Regions from separate parts of the Homo sapiens genome. Here region 1 is linked to region 2. Evidence: chromatin contacts called from ENCODE Hi-C or POLR2A ChIA-PET data. All regions are on one chromosome and are shown on one strand. The core of a region is the stretch at or near the end of the contact, and the rest is flanking DNA. Distances in the headings are between cores, read along the strand shown.

The links. Hi-C counts contacts between places; a loop is a spot of excess contacts on that map. ChIA-PET counts read pairs that join two places held with the same protein, here RNA polymerase II (POLR2A). Pooled maps may share reads with other maps.
Region 1: a pooled map shows a loop between it and region 2 (7-fold over the local background). The contact joins the enhancer-like site here to the promoter of SNCA in region 2. A Hi-C loop is called at or near these places in 6 of 50 pooled maps. POLR2A ChIA-PET finds 5 or more read pairs at or near these places in 2 of 52 experiments (HEK293T and naive thymus-derived CD4-positive, alpha-beta T cell).

What each region holds. Positions count from the first base shown.
Region 1 is chr4:89,225,015-89,229,875 of GRCh38, reverse strand. No RefSeq gene overlaps it. Among named protein-coding and RNA genes, the nearest start is that of GPRIN3, 80 kb to the left of the region's middle. Within about 2 kb of position 2,760, at least 2 of the 41 ENCODE cell types and tissues checked have a DNase peak (open chromatin) inside an H3K27ac peak, as active enhancers do.
Region 2 is chr4:89,834,626-89,839,610 of GRCh38, reverse strand. It overlaps SNCA (synuclein alpha), which reads left to right and starts at 2,450. Exons shown (of 6, transcript NM_000345.4): 1 at 2,450-2,649; 2 at 3,919-4,064. The coding sequence starts at 3,944. SNCA-AS1 (SNCA antisense RNA 1) reads right to left here and starts at 3,210. Exons shown (of 4, transcript NR_045481.1): 1 at 2,877-3,210; 2 at 1,205-1,350.

The DNA of each region.
Region 1 (4,861 bases), core at 1,511-4,010, 610 kb after region 2:
GGCTCCCAGATACATAAACCACTAAACACAGCAATATGAGAAGGGCCATGTTAGAGCCATTATCAGTTACTTTAGGAGCCCAGAAGTTGAGCACTGGCCCTGCCTATAAAGTTCAATCATGAAGATAAAGAATGGAAATAAAAGAACACCGTACACACTGTCTGTGTGTATATTTGCACTCCTGTATATTTATAGTTTCTTGTATTATAATGTCATAAGTTATTTGTCACTGGACACATAATACCCACCACATAGGTAAATTTTTACTAATGTAATTTTTTTAGGTCACATAATTGATTAGATGTGATACTTTTAAGCGGACTGTAACATGAAAAATCACTGTGTGAATGAACACTGAAAAGAAAAACTTTTATGTATTATATTATATATATATATACAATATGAGGAGATGATACAGTATGATATATGACATGGAGAGATGAACCTTCATTATTCAGAACCCCTAAATCATGTCTGGAACCAGTAGTTGAGGAAGATACATCTGATTCAAAATAATTTTTAAGAGTGCTTTTTTGTTCCTACAAAACATATAAGGCCCACTGTTTCCTTTTGTTTTTACCTGTTGTGTTTGTGATCTATGGAACATATATATAACAAAGAATGCCAAATATCAGTTCAGAAAAAAAAATGGCCTACCAGTGTTCAATGTTTCCTAATACAAAAACAATAAATCACATTATATTCTTCAGTGAAAAAGTCATGTGAATCAACACAAAATTGGTCTAAAACAGGAATCTACTTCTCACGTGCTCACCTTGGGTGCCCTCTAACTTGGTTTGCCTTGAAGTGCTCAGTATCCTCACACCCCCATACTAGGAACTACAGTGTAGAAGGAGTGTTCTCACATAGCCATCAGGAATTTGGTATGTCAGTATTTGAGGCAGATGCAATTTAGTGATTGCACTCTTGTGACAGCAGATACCAATTCATTAGCAGCCCTGTTCAGACAACAGGGCTCCTCACTGTCCACGTCTTGCCTGGTTATTGATGAACATTAAAGAAGCAACAGGAATGAATAAGAAATTATGCCATTGGTCTAAATCTATCTAATGCATCCTTTCAAGTTCTTGAGAGACAACACATTTATTTTTCCAACCTTGTCCTACATGGTCAAAAGTTGTACAGTTCTGTTCATAATGCTTATCTGTGTTTAGTGCATGTCTTAGTCATGGAAACAGGCAAGGTTATGGTGGCCTGGGTTTTCTTTTTTAGTCTCTACTATACTCTTGGGATATTGAAGAGTCTTCAAAACCAAAATTATCCCAGTTTAATTTAAAAGAGCCAGAGAGAAATCCTCTTTTCACAATTTGACTATTCAACCTATAGATTTCAGAGGGTTTCTATCCCCCTAACATGAATAGGAGTAATATTAAAATCTTCTAAGCCCACACGCTGCCTATAATATAAGCTGACACCTTTAAAGTGTTAGCGTTTGTAGCCATCAACACCACTCCTTGATGTCGCCTGCACCTGGCACACCATTCCTATACGTCCCTCCAGTAGAGACAGGCAGAAACTACATCCCATTTATGAACTAGCACTAGAAATTGTATAGCATCCTTTCTGAGATACTCCATTAGTCAAGGCAGTTACAAGCCCTGCCTAGATTCAAGGGGAGAAAACAAACCCCACTGAGAAGTGTGTCAATCGCCTTGTAAGGAAATCATGTGAGTTTGATAACCATATTGGTGCCGCCATCTTTAGAACATAAAATCTGTGCTCTGTCGTACCCTTCCTCCAAAGGTAAGGCGGGCCCAGTTCTTAGACATATAATGACCTTTCTCTCCTGGTTCAGTTGGAACCAAAGACTTACTTTACTCAGCTGTAGTATCAGTAATTAATAACTTTACATCATTCGTGAAAGTTCAGCTAGAAATGAATAATATTTAAATTAAGAATGCACTACGTAAGACTTTGTAATAAACTGTCTAATTGGAAGTTTATTGCGAGGTTAAGTCTCTTAAACTAACTTCCCTAATGAAACGGAAAAATTTTTTTAATAATTTGGCAAAAATAAATATTGAATCCTAAATTTAAATAAGAGAAGGAAACAGTAATTAATTGAAATCATTTATACCACATCGTTATCTAAAACCTGGCTGTTGGTAAGAATGGCATAACATTCCATTTTAATTTTTAAATATAAAGTTAATTAACAGATTTCTGGACTATGGACTTTAATAAATTATCAGTAATCACTAACAAAATAATTATTTGAATAATAAATGCCTTCTAGGTGTTTGAAGTTCCTCAAGCTGGTGGAGGGGAAAAGGAGTTTCCTCATATATTTCTTAAATCTCTTAGTTTTCCACCTTCAAACGTCTGTATTTTTTCTCTTTTGCAAGAAACTTTCAATTAAGCAACCATAACTTCAAGCCTTTGTCTAAATCATATTAAATTCTGAACAGACACGTTCCAACATGATCGTTGATCAAACTTGAGAGCAGGGAAGCAAAAAGAAAATCTACGTAGATACATCTTCATTTCTGTACCCTGTATGAAAAAAAAATGTAGTTACAATATCGCCAAGGTCTTCTCTGGAATTTGAGACCTCAGTAAAAGCCTTTTCCGTATCCATGGATTAAAGAAAAAGAGAGTGAACTGCCCTACCCTAAGCGTTGGAACCTGGAGTTAGCCTTGCCAGGGCAGTGAAACCCAAGGAATGAAGCCACGGGTTGCATGAGAAAAACCAAGCTGTGACTGCCCTCTGCTGGAAAGGTCTGGATGACCTGTCTCTGAAACTCTTGGTAGGCCCTAGAGGTAGTTCCCCTCCACTCTCCCTCCTGCCAACTGTGAACAAAAGTTCTCTGAAAAGGAATTTGAAGGAAAGAGACTTTATTCCAGTGAACAGTTTGCTAACTGGTGAGACACAGCCTTAGGTGTAAAACAAAGGTGGTTCCAGAGAACAAAGAAAGAGTGTGGGTTTTATAGCAAAAGCTTCAGCCCAGCTTCCCGAGCAGGTCCTTTTATGTAAACAAAGGATTCAAACTTCCTTATTGCTGATTGGCTGACACAGCTGAGTTCTGATTGATTGATAGAGCCAAGCTGTGACTGGTTGGTTCAGGTGAGCTCTGAAAGTCCCAAAGTTAAAAAAGTGTGGCTTTTTGTGCATCTCAGAGTATGTGTGTGAACTTTAGTCAGCACATAGCTCCTTGGTCTATTTTAAATAGCCACTTGGGATCCATTCTGAAGGACTGACTCTTTCAAGTTCACATTTGTTCACACAACTAAGCCCATAAATGCCCCATCAGCTAGTTGCTACAACCTCCACCCTGTCTGCTCCAGCCTGCCACCATGCTAGATCTTTCTTCTCCTTAGGTCTGTACTGTGACTTCTTAATTAGTAGTAAGTAAGCCGTGGGTCTTTGCTTTCCCCATTAATTGCCAAGGTGACATTCTGCCACAAGCCTGAGACATCTGTCTCTTCACCAATTCCACCCAAAAAAACTGAAGTATTTTATCTTTAGAGATGAGATGGGCAAAATAGGCTACAAGCATAGCTGACTGCTGTACAATCCACTCATGCCTCTGAGTTATCTTCTTTAACACACAGCTATTCTAGAATGGAATAGAAAGGTCTATGCCCTACAAGAGACCCATGCGTGAATCGTAATGTGTATGCTAACTAAAATAACATATTTCTAAAGAACTTAATTATAATTGCATAATTGTAATTACTTTTGTCCTAGATTAACATATTTGAAAAAATAAATTATTTACATAATTCAAAAACCTTGAGCTCTTACCCGTCTGTGGATTTGAATGACCATACATCATGATTTAAGCCAAAATTTATCTGATTTATCACGCTTATCTGTACAATTATCAGCTACCTCCTTAATTATATTTCACATAGCCACCTCTGACAATCCCTGGGGAGTTACACAAATGCCCACAAAACAGTAAAATTGTATTCTTCCCCTCCTCGCTTTTAGATGGTTTCTGCTGTTTGCAAATCCATCATAAATACCATTACCACAGCTCCAGGTACTTTCTGGGGATTGCCTGCCAATCCCATGAAGTTGTCTCCCTGACTTTCCAATGCCTAAAGACCCTTGAGCTAGTGAACCCTATAGTTTTACTGCACTTAAGCTAAACTCAATTCAGCACATAAGGAAAAATAATGGTGTCTCTAGGTAAGGATCAGAGAAAGCCCATAAACCTTGGTGAAACTGAGAGCTAAACCTCCTCTTAACCTCTCTATCTTATAGTCTCTGCTGCCCCAAACTCATCCTGCCTTTATTATCTGGAGAGCAAAAGGAGAAAAAATCTTTCCCCCTCCAAATTCTGTTCTCCCATGCACATTACCTATTAATTCACTGATAGATCAGCTCTCTTGGTAAACCAGTTTATTCAACGGAGTAGATGGAGGGAAAGGTAATAAAAGAAAGTCTTGGTGGTGATCAAATTTGAGAACCCTGAGCTATGTTGTGTTTAAGCCCCTCTACAGGACTTTTTTTTCTTGATGATAAAACTTCTGACATCAATTTGCTCGCCAGGAATGTGAAAGTTTTTCTTATCTAACTTTCCTGGAGTACTTTCTCCCTATCACCATTCCTACCACTACCACTTCCAACCAATCCAATACTTATTCTCAATTTTTCCTCCCTTGCTCTGTCTAATAAGCATTATATATCTTATCTATGAAGTACAGTCTGTCTCTAGGTAGCTCTATACTGCAGGGATTTTTTTTTTCAGCTCGCGAGACTAATTTTTGTGTTTTATTGTCTAAACTCTTTTTATTTTTCCTACTCTCAGATGTCACCAAACAGCAATTTAAGAGTTTGATGTTGATAAGCCTCTTTATATATTAAAAAGATAATAATATTTATAACTTATTG
Region 2 (4,985 bases), core at 1,201-3,700:
TTACCTCTTTGACTTAAAGCACTAGGTCTCAAGGAGGTCATGGTTATACTATAAATATGTCATGTGAAATAATATATTAAATAATTGTTGTAATACTCTATTGAGATACTAGTTGTAAAGAGGCACAATGGAAAACTTATACTATTAACAGTAGTAAAAAGAAACAACAAAAAGCAATAAAAAACAAAACACCCATTCATGCAACGACATGAACGAACCTCACAAATATTATACTGAGTAAAAGAAGTCAGACAAATATAAAACAAAGTTTATACTACGTGATTAGATCTTTATGACATTCTAGAATATGCACATGAAGGTACAAGGTAACTGTCTGGAATGATGAAAATGTCCTGTGTCTTCAAAATAGTGTGGGTTACACTAATGCATGGCTTTTTCAAAACTGATTTAAAGGGACACAACATCTGAGCATTTCCCTAGGTGTAAATTACACTGCAATTTTAAAGAATCATCTAATGATATTGTGGTTATTTTTAAACAGTCCTTAAATTTTGTGGATGCATACTGAATGTTTACAGCTGAAAAGATATATATAAAGCTTGAATTTGGTAAAAAAAAAAAAAAAAGAGGGAGGATTGGTAGTGATAAAGTGAGTGGACTTATGGATGAGACATGATCAGCCATGCATTGAAAAAATGTAAAAGTTGGATGATCTTCACATGAGAGTCCTTTATTCTGTCTACTTTTGCATATGTTTGAATATTTCCCATAACAAAAAGTTGAAAATAGAGTGATCACATGAGTTAATCTCCTAATTTACAAAAAAGAAAACTGGAAACAGAAGGAGAACAAAACTTGTTCAAGGTCTCAAAGCCAGACAGCAAACTAGCTCCCAAGTCCAACCTTCTTGCTCTGGTCCTAAGCAAACAAAAAATATTAATATGAGCTACTGCATTAAGGAAAGTCTGCTTTTCCAAAGGGCAGACCAATAGTTCAAGGAAGAGTTTAAATAATAAATATTTGTGATCTTACTTTCATGCTTTTCTATTTTCCACTGAACACATATGCATTATCTTCTATATGTCTTTTATGTATAATCATTTGCTTCCTGTTCCTTGTGGTTTTAAAGTTGTTTTGTATGTTTAAATTTGATTTTACTCAAATTTCAGAACCCAAATTAGCGCAAGAATCAGACAAAGCATAACTTTCTATAAATATAAAAACAATTAAAAAAAAAACATACAGCAAAAACGAGTTGTTGTTTCCCCCCTCCTCTTCCAGTGCTTAACTAATCTTCCGAATCCAGGCACAGAAAGCAAAGGCTTTCTGCTAGTGGGAGGAGCTTGCTTCTCCATTCTGGTGTGATCCAGGAACAGCTGTCTTCCAGCTCTGAAAGAGGTGAAAATGTGTTAAGCGATGCAAAAATTGTCTTGAAGTTCGCGTGTGTATGTCTGTGTGCATGTGCGTGTGGTGGGTGGGGGGAGAGAAAAGGGGGTGTCAATTCTGAGGGCAACGAGAATCAGAAGTCAGAAAGGTGAGTGGTGTGTAGCATCTCCCTTTCAGAAGGGGCTGAAGAAGAAATTGGATATGATGGTCCGGTAGGCTAAATCACGCTGGATTTGTCTCCCAGATAAAGGGAGGTCTGCAAAGTAAGTCCCATTTCTAGAGCGAAAAGCCTTAGGACCGCTTGTTTTAGACGGCTGGGGAATATTTATTCCTTGTTCCACTGATGGGAAAATCAGCGTCTGGCAGGCGCTGATTGGTGGAAAGGAAAATGGTGATAGTGGCGTGGAAAGAGGATTTGCTGAGCCTTCTCCTGCCTCCTCAACCTGTGACTCTTCCTTAGTAGTCTCCCTTTCACCCTCAGGACCCTTTCCGGCTCTTCCTAGATTAAGAGCAAACGAAAACCTTGAAGATATTTGAACTAAAGCGACCCCTAACGTTGTAACCTGTGACCGTGATTAAATTTCAGCGATGCGAGGGCAAAGCGCTCTCGGCGGTGCGGTGTGAGCCACCTCCCGGCGCTGCCTGTCTCCTCCAGCAGCTCCCCAAGGGATAGGCTCTGCCCTTGGTGGTCGACCCTCAGGCCCTCGGCTCTCCCAGGGCGACTCTGACGAGGGGTAGGGGGTGGTCCCCGGGAGGACCCAGAGGAAAGGCGGGGACAAGAAGGGAGGGGAAGGGGAAAGAGGAAGAGGCATCATCCCTAGCCCAACCGCTCCCGATCTCCACAAGAGTGCTCGTGACCCTAAACTTAACGTGAGGCGCAAAAGCGCCCCCACTTTCCCGCCTTGCGCGGCCAGGCAGGCGGCTGGAGTTGATGGCTCACCCCGCGCCCCCTGCCCCATCCCCATCCGAGATAGGGACGAGGAGCACGCTGCAGGGAAAGCAGCGAGCGCCGGGAGAGGGGCGGGCAGAAGCGCTGACAAATCAGCGGTGGGGGCGGAGAGCCGAGGAGAAGGAGAAGGAGGAGGACTAGGAGGAGGAGGACGGCGACGACCAGAAGGGGCCCAAGAGAGGGGGCGAGCGACCGAGCGCCGCGACGCGGAAGTGAGGTGCGTGCGGGCTGCAGCGCAGACCCCGGCCCGGCCCCTCCGAGAGCGTCCTGGGCGCTCCCTCACGCCTTGCCTTCAAGCCTTCTGCCTTTCCACCCTCGTGAGCGGAGAACTGGGAGTGGCCATTCGACGACAGGTTAGCGGGTTTGCCTCCCACTCCCCCAGCCTCGCGTCGCCGGCTCACAGCGGCCTCCTCTGGGGACAGTCCCCCCCGGGTGCCGCCTCCGCCCTTCCTGTGCGCTCCTTTTCCTTCTTCTTTCCTATTAAATATTATTTGGGAATTGTTTAAATTTTTTTTTTAAAAAAAGAGAGAGGCGGGGAGGAGTCGGAGTTGTGGAGAAGCAGAGGGACTCAGGTAAGTACCTGTGGATCTAAACGGGCGTCTTTGGAAATCCTGGAGAACGCCGGATGGGAGACGAATGGTCGTGGGCACCGGGAGGGGGTGGTGCTGCCATGAGGACCCGCTGGGCCAGGTCTCTGGGAGGTGAGTACTTGTCCCTTTGGGGAGCCTAAGGAAAGAGACTTGACCTGGCTTTCGTCCTGCTTCTGATATTCCCTTCTCCACAAGGGCTGAGAGATTAGGCTGCTTCTCCGGGATCCGCTTTTCCCCGGGAAACGCGAGGATGCTCCATGGAGCGTGAGCATCCAACTTTTCTCTCACATAAAATCTGTCTGCCCGCTCTCTTGGTTTTTCTCTGTAAAGTAAGCAAGCTGCGTTTGGCAAATAATGAAATGGAAGTGCAAGGAGGCCAAGTCAACAGGTGGTAACGGGTTAACAAGTGCTGGCGCGGGGTCCGCTAGGGTGGAGGCTGAGAACGCCCCCTCGGGTGGCTGGCGCGGGGTTGGAGACGGCCCGCGAGTGTGAGCGGCGCCTGCTCAGGGTAGATAGCTGAGGGCGGGGGTGGATGTTGGATGGATTAGAACCATCACACTTGGGCCTGCTGTTTGCCTGAGTTTGAACCACACCCCGAGTGAGCAGTTAGTTCTGTTGCCTACGCCTTTCCACCATCAACCTGTTAGCCTTCTTCTGGGATTCATGTTAAGGATACCCCTGACCCTAAGCCTCCAGCTTCCATGCTTCTAACTCATACTGTTACCCTTTAGACCCCGGGAATTTAAAAAAGGGGTTAATCTTTTCATGCAACTCCACTTCTGAAATGCAGTAATAACAACTCAGAGGATTCATCCTAATCCGTGGTTAGGTGGCTAGACTTTTACTAGCCAAGATGGATGGGAGATGCTAAATTTTTAATGCCAGAGCTAAAAATGTCTGCTTTGTCCAATGGTTAAATGAGTGTACACTTAAAAGAGTCTCACACTTTGGAGGGTTTCTCATGATTTTTCAGTGTTTTTTGTTTATTTTTCCCCGAAAGTTCTCATTCAAAGTGTATTTTATGTTTTCCAGTGTGGTGTAAAGGAATTCATTAGCCATGGATGTATTCATGAAAGGACTTTCAAAGGCCAAGGAGGGAGTTGTGGCTGCTGCTGAGAAAACCAAACAGGGTGTGGCAGAAGCAGCAGGAAAGACAAAAGAGGGTGTTCTCTATGTAGGTAGGTAAACCCCAAATGTCAGTTTGGTGCTTGTTCATGAGTGATGGGTTAGGATAATCAATACTCTAAATGCTGGTAGTTCTCTCTCTTGATTCATTTTTGCATCATTGCTTGTCAAAAAGGTGGACTGAGTCAGAGGTATGTGTAGGTAGGTGAATGTGAACGTGTGTATTTGAGCTAATAGTAAAAAATGCGACTGTTTGCTTTTCCAGATTTTTAATTTTGCCCTAATATTTATGACTTTTTAAAAATGAATGTTTCTGTACCTACATAATTCTATTTCAGAGAACAGTTTTAAAAACTCATAGTCTTTTAAAAAATAATCAAGAATATTCTTAAGAATCAAAATCATTGATGGATCTGTGATTTCTTTTACCATCATGAAAAATGTTTGTCAATTTTAATCCATTCTGATTTTTAAAATATGACTTTGATATGCCCCTGTGATGTGTATAAAGAGACCTATTTGTGGCCCTAAAATGGAAAGAACAGATTAGTCTTTGATAGAGTTACTTCATGTGATCATTTGGTCTCTGTGAACACTGAGGACAGAGAAAAGTGCTTGAGGGCTGCTACTAATCTCTCAGAAACATTTGTATAGTTCATCCATCAAATGACACACATACTAAAAGAATAAAGAAATTGATGCTTATTACCTACTTGTTCCTAAAGTTCCACCTTGGGGTATACACCCAAACTCTGACTCTCTTTTCTGTAACTTGAACTGTATTCAATTGAGTGTTATTTTACAAACCACTTTGAATTCCTTGGAAAAGAATAGACACACACTCTCATCCACAGGCATAGACACACACACTCAACACAGACACATTGCCCATTCTTCCTCTCTTCTTTCTCCTCTGAGCTTTTTCACATTCTCTGGTGGCAACTATAGCAGTAAGAGTCACAGGATGAACAGTC